Linked DNA regions of Mus musculus: region 1 is linked to region 2. A link is a loop called in an ENCODE intact Hi-C map of the cell type or tissue named here. Cell type or tissue: left cerebral cortex. All regions are shown on one strand. Each heading gives the region's core, and the rest is flanking DNA. Links, peaks and the distances in the headings are about the cores only.

Evidence for each region. Hi-C counts contacts between places; a loop is a spot of excess contacts. Peaks named below come from ENCODE experiments on the same cell type or tissue, not always from the same donor. Only the 100,000 strongest peaks of a DNase experiment are listed, where the experiment ranks them.
Region 1: it touches region 2 in a loop (2.8-fold over the local background); 2 of 42 quality-filtered maps call a loop at or near these places.

What each region holds. Positions count from the first base shown.
Region 1 is chr1:87,772,892-87,777,891 of GRCm38, reverse strand. Atg16l1 (autophagy related 16-like 1 (S. cerevisiae)) reads right to left here. Exons shown (of 18, transcript NM_029846.4): 7 at 3,661-3,747; 8 at 3,023-3,079; 9 at 2,033-2,135. It also overlaps Gm25395. Among named protein-coding and RNA genes, the nearest start is that of Atg16l1, 19 kb to the right of the region's middle. In left cerebral cortex, for the core only: no CTCF peak of the experiment used is centred there; no DNase peak of the experiment used is centred there.
Region 2 is chr1:87,978,211-87,986,050 of GRCm38, reverse strand. Usp40 (ubiquitin specific peptidase 40) reads left to right here. Exons shown (of 32, transcript NM_001198573.1): 11 at 1-149; 12 at 2,216-2,297; 13 at 3,871-4,042; 14 at 4,996-5,080; 15 at 5,966-6,036; 16 at 7,418-7,740. Among named protein-coding and RNA genes, the nearest start is that of Usp40, 26 kb to the left of the region's middle. In left cerebral cortex, for the core only: no CTCF peak of the experiment used is centred there; a DNase peak (open chromatin) is centred at 3,546.

The DNA.
Region 1 (5,000 bases), core at 1-5,000, 210 kb after region 2:
CTAAAGTTTTCCTTGGCCAGTACTAATACTGTGAGTCTGTGTAGCTCATTCCGGAAATGTGGCACTAGAATGTACTAAAATTATGATGTTCAACAAGTGTTTAACTTCCTGTAGCTTCATTTTGCTTATCAGAAAAAAAATTTATAATCTATATTGTACTTGAAAAAAAATCAATAAAAGTGCTATTTTAGGAGAATTATACGTTCTTCATGTGAAATATCTTTTTTTTTTTTTTGAGATAGGTTGGAAATTGATTTCTAGGTCAAGCTGACCCTTAAACTCATATTCTCTTGTCTCTGCTTCCTGAGTGTTGGGATTAAAAGCTTGTGTCACTGTGCCCAGCCCTTTCACAGGGGCATTTCTAAGATTAGCACGAATGAACACCCACATTCAGAATGAGACCAGGTAAAAGCATCCCATGTGACGGGAAGAAAGAGATGGTACCACTATATTCCCCAACACAAAAGTGGATATGGAACTACTTGCAAAGCTGATGTCTACGTTTTGCTCCAAGTACAGCAAAGCCCAGGGAGGCAGCACCTCTCTAACCGACTGGGACATATTAATGCTTTGGTGATGTGACTGTCCACTTTCCTGCTCATGTCCAACTGCTGGAAATCTGGTAGCTGACCTGACTTTTTCACCTCATGCAGCTCTCCTTTGTAAGAATATTCTGTCCTGAGGTCTCAGATTGAAAACTTGAGATCATGCACTGTCACACCCATCCGCCACTCATCAAGACTCCTGCATCACAGGTTCTGTTGGATAGCAGTCAGCTGTGAACCGTTCACTCTCGGGAACACACACTGGCAGAATCCTAAATTATCAGCTGCCCCATTATCCCATGCACATAACTTCAATGTGCTAGGAAAAAAATGGGCTGCTGGGAGTCGAGGGCAAGGAAGGGGCTGTGACATTCAGTGCAATCAGACCTTTTACCAATCATCACTGACCTCAGTAAGGTATGGCTCTGCTCTACCCAACTCCTCCTCCACAGCAGGAGTCAGTCAGCCTCAGTCAGCTCACCACAACGACTGACTACCAATGAAGCTTTGCAATGTCCTAAACCAAAAGTTCTAGTGCCCAGGAGCCGTTCCACTAACTGAAAGCAGGCTCGAGCTGCATGTCTCCCTCACCTAAGCCTGCCTTAACCAACTCCAGGCACAGCAAGTAACGATGCCTCTCTGCTTCTCCACTGTTTTCAAGGCTTTGAGCAAGGCAGACCATTTTCTCAGGTTAGACCAATTTCTGTTCTAAACCCCAACTGGGAACAAGGGTAACTGTCACTGCCAGAACCCACCTGAGATTCCCAGGTACTACATTTAATGTTTTCTGTACAATGCTGTGTCCTGGTTCCAATCACAGGCTCTTAGTGGTTGGAAGTCATCCAGATACAGTTTGATTTATAAAACCAACACCTGCTCTGGTGGATGTCATTATTTTTAATTTTTTTGTGTATGTAAGAGTATTTTGTATGTACGAATGTTTGTGCACTATGTGTATGCCTGGTGCTCATGAGGCCAGAAGAGTATGTCGGATCCCCTGGAACCAAACTTACAGACAGTAGTAAGCTGCCATGTTGTGCTGAAAATCAAACTCAGGTCTTCTGGAAGAGCAGCTAGTTCTCTTAACCATTGAGTCTTCTCTCTAGCTCCCCACTTTTAACATGAACTATTTCTCTAGTGCCTCTGAAAGACATAAACCTCCATCAGGAACTTCACTTTAAACTGCAGCTAACTGGTAAAAACAACTGTACAAATCACATGGTTTCTTCTCCATCCCTAGTTCTCTCTTGCCCCGCTGCTCAAATCACCAATCCTCTTAGCCACTTGCCTGCTCCAGAGGATGTCCCTAACAAACTCTGTGTGCTGAAACTAAGCACAACATACCTTAATTCCCCACAGGTCACAAAGCCAGCAGGTCTAAATAAGTCAGCAATGGAAAGCCTAGATGTAGCTCTCAAAGGACCAGTTAGTTCCAGATCCTGCTACCATCCCAGACTCAGAGGGGACTGAGTACAAAGCATACTTACGAAGACATACGAGGCAGTAGTTGGGACTCTCACATCTTTACCAGAAGCAGGATGAGTGTCCATGATATCCTGGGGGACTGGGATGGAAGAGACAGAGCGTCTCCTAAGGAATAACACAAAGGCAGACATTATACAAAACTGCACAGGATCAGTATCCATGAGATTGCCAGAAAAGCCTCAATGATGACCTCGTTTAAGCAGTGTGCCCGTGCTAATAGCTGTTGTCTTTCTAGACCCTCCAAAATTCAGGGTTCATACCATCTCACTCAAATGACAAGAAAGAGTTAGCCATACCTTACTTCTTGTTTGCTAACTCATGGGCTCCAAAACCCAGCACTGAAGCAGTCTCAAATGAAAGCTGCTTCCCTGTCAGTCAACTGTGGGAAAACCGTCTCGACCTAACACACTAGCTAGCTTAGAGGCGAACTCCTGGCACTTTGAAATACTGTTTTACGCTTACGATTTCCATGCCTATTTACAACCACCCTCAGTTTTTACACTGTGGTCAAGGCAAAGTCAAAGGCATGCTAAGAGAAGAGCATCAAGAGCGCAATGACTGCATGGAGCCCAACCTGACTGCCCAGCTCCAGGGCTCCAGCATTCATTCCTAGGAGCATGCAAAGCATCCTGGTTAGCATGTGGACATCGATGATTGCGGGCAGCACAGCGTGATCAGCACGATTATCAATAACCCACACTCACATGCTGGGCTGAGAGGGTAATATTTTCACCTGGCAGCATCAGAAGAATGATGTCCCAAAAGGGGAGATTCGGACAGACTAAAGGGAAAGGCCATAGATCAGCTCGCAGCAAGATAAAAAGAAAGGAAGTTGCAGAAAGAGGAAGAAGCTAAACGACAAGCTGAATTAAGGCATCCTTGTTCTTGGAACCACTGAAATTCTGGTGTACATTAAAAATAATACATCACATACATATGCTTAGGAATATTTACACATTTTCAAAAGGAAAGGTGAAGGTCTTCTAACCTACCCAAAGATATTAGTGATAGAATCCAGAAGGCCTCCAGCAGGCTGCGAGAGTCGCTTACTAAAGAGGAGGGGAGGATAGGTTTAAACCTTAGAAACATTTTGCCCCAAATCAAAACAGCCCCTAAAAATAAGTACCTGGGAATACACTTTCCATTCCCAAATCCCAGCCAAGACAAACTCAACACAGCATTTGAACCACCAGGAAATAGTAAGGAGGGAGAAGGAAAACCCAGCCTACTGTCTTAAAGAAACAAAAGGCTCTCAGGATTAACCTGATCTTCCTGCAAATGACAAGGAATCTGTCTAACATACCTAAACACTTCTGGGTACTCATGGTAAATCCAATGCATTCTTTCAGCTCTACTTTAACAAGACCCTAAGTATCTGTCCTTGTGTCCTAGGCTCTCATCACTATGTATAATAAAGTTTAACGGTTCACTCATCTCTCAGAAGGCCATTGTACCTGTTTGTGTTAGAAATGTTAGGCCACTGGTACCCTGTCTCCCTTCCACTCTCCTCTCTGTGGGGTGGACAGGGCGTGGGGGCTCTGGGTACATATGACTAGGTTCTCATGTCCACAAATGAGCAGTCACAGTGATGCTGGCGCTTGCCTTTCGCCCACCCAGCCAGTCCACTCACGTAGCTGCTCTGCTGACAGCTCGGACGGGAGAGGTCTCTTCTGTGTGGTCTGAGGTCTCATCCACAATGACTTCAATGTCATCATCCCTGGAAAGAAATGAAAGAGCATCTGTCATTGTGCCAAACAGGAGGTGTGCAAAGGCCAGTACCACATTCTATTGATGGATTCTCTCTGGAGACTTGGTTGCAAAGTGATGGTGAAGAAGAAAAGGGAACTCCACGATGTGAGAAACTAACGGTTGTACCTACTCAAAACCAACAGTGCCAAATGAGAATAAAGAATTTCCCAAAGCAAAACCTAAACGTGTGTGCTTCTGATGGCTAGAGTCTGCACACTTCCTGTGATACCCATGCTCCTTTATCCCAGCGGATGCCAGGCACCTCTGGAATTCCTCTCCCTACATATTCTTGTAGGTCAATTCTTTCCTGATGGTATGGGAGGCAAGCAATTATTTTGATATTAATGATCACTTGTGTTGCAATCTTCATGAGCAAAATAGCTTAATAAATTAAGAGATCACCACCACTTCCTGTTTGGAGGCTTAGGAATGTGAAGGCTAGATTTGTTTTTCCTTTCAGTGACTGTCTGGATAATGAGCATATATACTTAAGAACCTGTTACACCAAGGCCAAGTAAATTGATTTTTCCCTTATTTACTCTAGGATTACACAGAACTGCCTCACACTCTTGGCTGGGGTAGAGAAGAGAATAAAGAACATGGCTGTGCCTGGTTTCCTACTTGGCTGGCTTTCCTAGACCTAGAGTTTGAGAGTCAAAGGAGAAAGACGGCAAGAGGAGCTGAGTCTACAGTCATGCTCTGATGGGGTTTCAACACCCCAGAAAATACCAGGACCTGCCAAGTCATCACCTCTAGCCCAAAACGTGCATGTTTCCAACCCACACTGGCACAGCCCTGAGGAGCACACAGACTAGGGAAGCCTCTTTAGCAGGCCCTCCCAGATTTGCATTTCAGCACAAGCTCTCTATGTGGAGTCCTGGGCAGGATGCTGGATCCTTTTCATCTAGTCACCTGGTTACATTGGCAAACAAGAGGCAAGACATGACACTACCTTTTTTTCTTGTTTTTCTTTTTAAAGTAACCAAATCTCATTTTTAGGCAACCTGTGGGAAGCCACATGTGCCGTTGCAGAGTGGCACTGACTACTGCTGGCCACCACGCATAAGTTTGGACAAACAACCAATGTGTACATATGCAGTAAAGTTTTTTGCAAAGACACTGCCTGGCCCGGGCATGATAATGAGGTTCTGTAAGGTACTGAGAGTATAACCAATCAGATGTGAGACATGCAAATGAGGTATGATAATGAGGTTCTGTAAG
Region 2 (7,840 bases), core at 1,307-6,306:
TGATGACACCAGTTGCCCACACTGGTTTGATATCAATGATTCCAAAGTCCATCCAATCAGAGAGAAAGATATCACACAGCAGTTCCAGGGTAAAGAAAGTGCCTACATGCTGTTTTATCGGAAAGCCACGTTACAAAGGCCCCCTGAAGGTATGGAAAACAAGAAGTGTTCTGCTTTGCTTTGTTAACAACTTCAGCAGACATGCTTCAAATGCTGCCTGAAGTTCTGTCTTTTGAAGAGATGGTTTTACCTGGGTACTTTTACATATTTTAAAACTAAAACAAGTATATTGTGCCAAATGAAATCAGCTTGTCATTTAAGTTTTCCTTACTTGATGTATTTCTTTATTTCAGCAGGAAATCATACCTTATTTTTCAGTTTGTCATTTTATGAGGAGATGTCTGACATTTTTCTTCACTTTCTCATTGTTACATTTTCCTAATTGAACTTTCTTGGATGCTGTACGTTGTTGTTGCTGCATAGGAAAATGTAACTATGAGCAAGCAAAGAAAGGTGTCACACAAGACCACAACGCATCATAATGCTACTCCCTGGTGACCAAGTATTCAAATCTATTTTTATTCAAACCACTATAATAGCTAACAGAAAAAAAGGTTGATTAGGGGCTGGAGAAATGGCACAATGATTAAGATCACTAGCTGTTTTTTACAGAATTTGGGTTCAATTCCCAGTATCCATATAATGGCTGCCAACTGTCTGTAACTCCAGCTCCAGGGAATCTAACAGGCTCTTCAGACCTCCAAATGCACCAGATACACAGATTGTACAGAGAAATACATGCAGGAAAAAAAAAAAACAAAAACAAAACCTATATACATTAAGTAAATAATTCTTTTCAAAAGAAAGAAAACATTAGACTAATTATTTTACTTAAGTGCACTACTATGCAGTCACAAATTTTAGCCTATAGAAATATGAAGTGAAAAATCACTGCTAGTTTGCTGACTACAATCTCAGTTTTTACAAAAAGATTGATGTCTTGGGAGTGAGATTACAGATAGTACCCTAATATACTTCGAAAATAACTTTCAAACTAGTCATAGTGACTCATTTATATATATATATCCAGCATTTGGGAGGCTGAGGCAAGAAGATTGTAGTGAGTTCAAGACCAACCCAAGACACATAGTCAGGTTCAGGCCAGCCCAGACTATAGCAAGACCCTGTCTCAAAAAATCTAAATGAGTAAATGTAATTTCTAAAATTTAAAACAATTTATTATTTTAAGTGTATGAATGTTTGCCTCTATGTGCCATATGTGTGCCTGGTGCCCTGAGAGGTCAAAGCAGGGCATTGAATCCCCTAGAACTTGAGCTACAGTGGGTCGTTGGCCACCATGTGGGTGTCGAAAACCAAACCTGGGGCCCGTGGAAGAGCAGTCAATGAAAAGCAGCGTTCTTCCTTTCTCCCTTTTTTAAAAATTTAATTTAATTTTTTTTTTTACTTACTCACTTTATATCCCCATCACTGCCCCCTCCCAGTCACCTGCCCTCCAACAAACCTTCCCCTGCCCCCCTTTCTCTGAGCGGATGCCCCCCCCCCCCCCCCATATCTCCCCACCCTGGCACTTGAAGTTTCCACAAGGCTAGTAGCAGCTGAGTCACCTTCAGACCTAATTTCTGAATTTTTACAGTAACTAACAGTTAAAATTATAATCAGCACAAAACTAGTAGGTATGCTTAAAGAAAATTGAAGCAATGAGATTCTTCTAGATCAGCTTTTAAAATATATATATATATTCTTCAATTGTTCATCTAGGAAAACTAAGATCAAGAGAAAACTTTGTTTTCCCTTAGGTAGTCAATGTTAATGCTCCTGGATCCAGCATGAGTGTGTACCTCCATACATTTATGTCCATTATGTGCATGCAGGGGTCTGAGGCTTCAGATCCCCTGGAACTGGAATCACAGGCAGTTGTGAGCTGCCTGATGTCCTAGGAACCAAACTCCAGTCCTTTGCAAAAGTATCAAGCACACTTAACCTCTGAGCTATCTCTGCAGCCACTCATCTTTGAGAGAATGTCTTCTAGGATAGCCCCGGCTGGCCTCAAACTCAAGATCCTCTGCCTTGGCCTTCCCAGTGCTAGGGTTGCAGATGTGTATTACCACACCTGAGTTCAGGTTTTTAATCCTGCCTCCTTAGCAAATACAATTTTGTTTGGTCAAAACAAATTAATGGACAGTTTTGTTCACAGCTCGAGCCAATCCAAGATACAGAGTTCCATGTCACTTGCTGAAGGAAATGGATGCAGCCAACATTCTACTGCAGATGAGAAGGTAGTTTGAGTTACATTTGGTGCTTAGATAGTATTTCTGGAAAATACTGATCAATTTGGGTCATAAGCATTCAATATAAAAGTTTACCAAAATATGTATACCTATTAACTAGTTATAGTAAAGACATCATTTATCCATATGTAAGAGTGAATGATAACATCTGGTAACCATGCTAAGTAAGGATCAGAGCCTAGGACGCCTAGAGGAATTGGAAGCATGCTATGTGAGTTGTGCTCTGGCCTAGCCAAATGATTCCCTTGAGTTTACAGAGAACTAGCCAATATAACTGCCCCCCAGTTTTAAGTAGTTGTAAGAACTGGCATATAGTGACAGAAGACTAGAGGTGGGTTGATTCTAAAGGGGCTTAGTGTCAGTCAGGGGAAAGGGAGCTATAATGGCTGGGCTGGAGTGGTGGCCCAGTGGGTAGAATACTGGCTGCTTTTCCAGGGGACCCAGGTTTAGATCCCAGCACTCACATCCCAGTTCACAACTGTCTATAACTCTATAGTTCTAGGGGATTATATGTTCTCTTATGGCCTCTGCAGATACTGCACACACATGATAAATAAATAAATATAGGCAAAATGCCCAAAATAAAAACAAAGGTTTAAAAAAACCTGAGGGCATAACTTAAGAACATGGCTAACCTTAAGCTCTGGAGACCATTCTGTTGCTGTGTTTGCTCATCAGTAGTATCAGCAGAGTGTTGGGAATAGGGTCAGATAACATAGCAAGCTATGTTCAGAAATTTTATCATGGACTTGAAACTGGGAGTGAAAATAGTAGATGCAGTGTATGACACACCATGATCAATGGAACTCTCAGTGAAAACTAAACCATTGAAACATGCTAAATGCAGAAAAGAGCCTGCATGAGTGACCTAGGCTAGCAGTTGCAACTTAAGAATTAAAAACAAAACAGCAAAAGCTAAAACTAAAGCCCTTAATGTAATCATGGAAAATCTAACGTTCCTGTCGATGAGCATAGAATTCATCTGAAGTACTTAGTCTCAGCGACTGCCTCGTTCCAGCCTAAGCTTGTTCTGCCTAAGGGGACAAGATTGCTACCAGGCTTTGAGTTAACTGAGAGGAGCGGAGATCAGCCTGTCACTTAGGATTTCAGCCTGGAAAACAAACACTGGGAAAGATCTTAACAATCTGGAAAGACCACAGGAGCCTCGTGGACATCAGGATGGTGTTTGGAATCCACCTCTGAATATGTGGGCAGACATCCAGAATTCTTCTATAGCTAGAGACAGTCAATGTATGCAGTGTCCATGGAAACAACTTTCTCTTAGAATTCATGGCACAGGTCTCGCTGAATGTGTGCTGTATTGAAAAGCCAAAGTAAATCATTTGGGCAGGCAGAAGAAAAAGATGTTACTGAGGTAGAGTGGAGAACTTACACGCATGATAAGGTGAATGGTTTTGTTTGTTTGTTTGTTTGGGGTTTTGTTGTAGTTTTTTAACTTTAAGAACTCATATTTATTGAGTTAACAGATTCGAAAGTTTTTGGTTTGAGATAAAGAGTATTAAAAAAACAGTGTATGTGTGTTTTGTTTATGTCTCTAAAGGGCAGAATGTGACTCTGCAAACAGTACTTTTGAGTTGCATCTTCATTTGGGTCCTCACTACCGTTTCTTCAATGGGGCTCTTCACCCTGCAGTCTCTGAGACAGAAAGCGTGTGGGACTTAACGTTTGATAAAAGAAAAACTTTAGGAGATCTCCGTCAGTCAATATTTCAGGTAATTTAACAGAAACGTGTAATCTATGCTTCAGTAGCAGGTGCTCTAGAATCCTGTATGTCTGAACTTCTGCAGTAAAGGTCATTTCTGAGTCAGTTCTGGCAGAGCTAAGCTCAGTAGCCTGGTGCTCTGAGCTGTGGAGGGCATTCCAAATGGAAAAGGCTTGATTTGTTTCTTATGTCTTATGCATTACTGGCTATGCTGGCTATCTAGTATTTCAATTATGCATCTCTGCAAACTGTCAACTTAGACACAAGCCACTGTTGAAGAACCAGGAGATTGACACAGTAAATGAATCTTATAAATGTATTGTAAAGACAAATTATCTTGTCTTCTTAAGAGAAATATCTTATAATGTTATAAAAAAGACTAGAGTAAAAATAATGTTCTGATACTATTTCAGTGAGGTTTCTGCCAGTAGCCAGGCTCAGATTTAAAAGCTTAACAAACCTCCATCTATCTAGTACATAACTGACAATGCTTATGAGAGGGTGCGGGGAGGGGTGGGAGGTGAGGGTGGGAGAGGAGATAAAACTCGGCCTCATACAAACTAGGCAAAATACTGTACCACAGAGCTATACCCCAGCCCAAAATGTTACCTTTTAAGTTAGAGTAGGGGGTTTTCCTTTCTGTAGTCCCTGGAGCCATGTTGTTTTCTGAGTAAAGCTGGGTCAGAAATTCCTGGGCCAGATTGCATTCCAAGAAAGTCCATCCTTACATAAACTGAGTAAGATTGTTTAGATGGCTACTGGGCTTAGGCACCCAAATTCTTCAGTCAACAATGGATGCAGTCAACATCTTTGGGCTTGAGTAATTCATCAAATGAATTGTTTATTTCTAAAATGCTGGTGTTGCTTAGGAATGGGAGTGTTCATTTGCTACTCTTACTGAGTCCAAGGGTGTGCTGTTCATATGTTATGGCTCATTGTTTTCTCACTCTACACGTTCTTTAGCTATTGGAATGTTGGGAAGGAGACATGGTTCTTAGTGTTGCGAAGCGTGTGCCAGCAGGACTTCATGTGTACCACACCCTCGATGGTAAGATCAATACAGAACACAGCAACTCATTCTGCGTTTATCTTGGGGAGCTTGACAGTCCTCCTCTGCCTCCTACCTATTTCTTTTTTAATTACATTTATCTTGGGGGGGCAGTATATACATGCACAATGCATGTGTATCCTCATGGAAGCACAGGAGCCTTGGGGGACAACTTACACAAGTGGATTCTTTGCTTCCACCATATGGGTTCCAGGATGGAACTCAGGTCATCAGACTGTGAAGCAAGTGTCTTCCCACTGAGCCACCTGGCAGCCTTCTATCTCAGCAGTCTATCCAATGTATATGTAAACTCTTCTCAATATGGCATGTTTTACTTTTTTTTAAACTAAGACTACCATCCTACCAAAACTTTAAAATGCTTTAGGTATATAGCTATAGATATACACACAGAGTCACAAATGACTGAGCAAAATGCTTTAAAACCATTAAAATCTTATTTATGTGGCTTTGCCCACTCAATCTCAGATTTTGTAGCAGATAAAGACAAGTCTTTTGAGAGTTTAAAGGCATTTACTTCTCTGAAATAACAAACCAGTATAAGAATGGTAGTGTTACAACACACATCTATTTGTGACAGCTGACACCGGCAGCAGTTTGGTGGTGATCTGGGCCATTTGGAGTCTATGGGTAATCTCAGGTGATTTGGGCTTGACTGTTGACCTCTATGTACCTTCCTGTCTTGCTGCTGTGCTCACAAAACTGTATAATGGTCCAGATTTAATAGTATAACTAATAAAATAATTACTGCTTTTTTATGATTTTTCTTAATAAGTGCCTTTTCAAAAACATTGAAGAGTCATGGCTCTCTATAGCTTAGCTATATTTGTGGTCATGGGGAATGAACTGAGTATCTCATCTTTCTAGGAGATGACTTGACACTGTGTGAAGCTGAGGTTGCTGATGGGGAAGACATCTTTGTATGGAATGGGGTAGAGGTAAGAAAAATGGCTGAAGCAATATTGATGGTAATTTAGGATGTTTTACAACTCTGTTGCAGGGCTGGGAATGTTGCCCAGTTGGTAGACTGCTTGCCTAACATACATGAAGCCTTGGGCCTAGTGCAGTTCCCAGCCCTGCATAAAACTAAGTATGATGGTAGCACACACTTACAATCTCAGTACTCGGGAAGTAGAGACAGAAGATCAAAATTCAGGGTCATCCTCTGCTATAATAAGTTCAAGGCCAACCTGGGCAGCATGAAACCATGTCTCATTACAAAAAAAAACCCAAAAAACATTGTAATGAAATTTTATTTGGCATTCAGTTAGCCATCAGAAAATTCCTGAAATGAACTGGGTATGGTGGTGCACATGTATTCCAAGGCGCCTGAGATAGAACTACTCAAGTTGAAGGGCAACTTGGACCACATAGTGAGTTCCAGGCTAGCCCTAAGATACGTAGTAAAGCTCTGTCTCAGAAATTGAAAGGAGGTGTAAGGAGAGAAAGGGAAGGAAAAGAAGAGGGGAAAGGGAAAAGGAAGGAAGGAAACTTTGGACTGCTCAGTACTTTTGAGGTCAGTGGTACTTACTAGCTAGATTAAAGAAATATGTGGATGGCAGAGGAGATTGTGCCAGAGGTAAAGTGCGCGAGGATCTGGGTTAGAAGCCCTGAACCTTTGTAAAAAGCCAGGATGGTGCATGCTCTTGTAATCCCAGCACTGGGGAGGCAGAGATAACATAATTAACTGGGGCTAATAGCCAGCCAGCTTAGCCTACTTGGTGAGTTCTAGGTTAATAAAAAAAAGTTGGGACAACCAAGATCTTGGCTGCACACATATATACATGTGTGTGTTCGTGCACACCTGTATGCACAAATGCACATGCTCAAAAGTAATGAAGCACCTCCATTTTACCAAACTGTATGTCCCATGCTTGATGCAGAATAAGCTAGTCATCCATGGCCTCCTTATGTAAGTAGCTGCACCCTAGGCTTTAGTGTGTGTGACAGCTGCAGGGATATAGAAGAGTGTAGCCAGGGCTGCTAAAGCAGGAGTGACAGGAGTGGATGCTGTCTCAGGAGGGATGAGCATCTCAGATGCCCTGTGACCTGTCCTTGGTCCTCTGGATTTCCAAGGGCACATTGCCACCATTTGGCAACTCATACTTTAAAGTCAGAAAAGGTGAATAAGAGAAATTTTCAAAATAAAATTCAAAGTTGTTCTTTTAATACTTAAAAAGGCGGTGTGAAAAAACTATTCACTTGAAAAAAATATGGGTTGTGCTACAAGAATAGGTTTTTCTGTGAAAGAATAATTTTTATTTTACTTTAATTTGGTAAACGTATGCTTCACTAGTGGTTGTATTGATGTTGTTGCAGGTTGGTGGAGTCCAAATTCAGACTGGTTTTGATTGTGAACCTCTGCTGTTAAACATTCTTCATCTAGAACTAAGTGGTGAAGGCTCAAAATGTGAGCAGTTGGTGGAGTCACCACATGTCTTTCCTGCTAATGCAGAAGTGGGCGCTGTGTTCACAGCCTTGGGCACCCCAGCAGGTGCCATCCTCATGAACAGTGTGGAGTCTGCAGATGGAGAGTGCTGGACTGCTGTTCCCAAAGAAGACATGAAGAAGACGTTCAGAGAACAAGGTCTCAGAAATGGAAGCTTAATTTTGGTTCAAGATTCAGACAGTGATAATAACAGGTAACTCATTGAAGAGAGAAATAAGGGAACATATTGTTGTTTATTCTTTTAAAAATAGTTTATGTGTGTGTATATGCACCTTTACCTGCTTCATCATCTC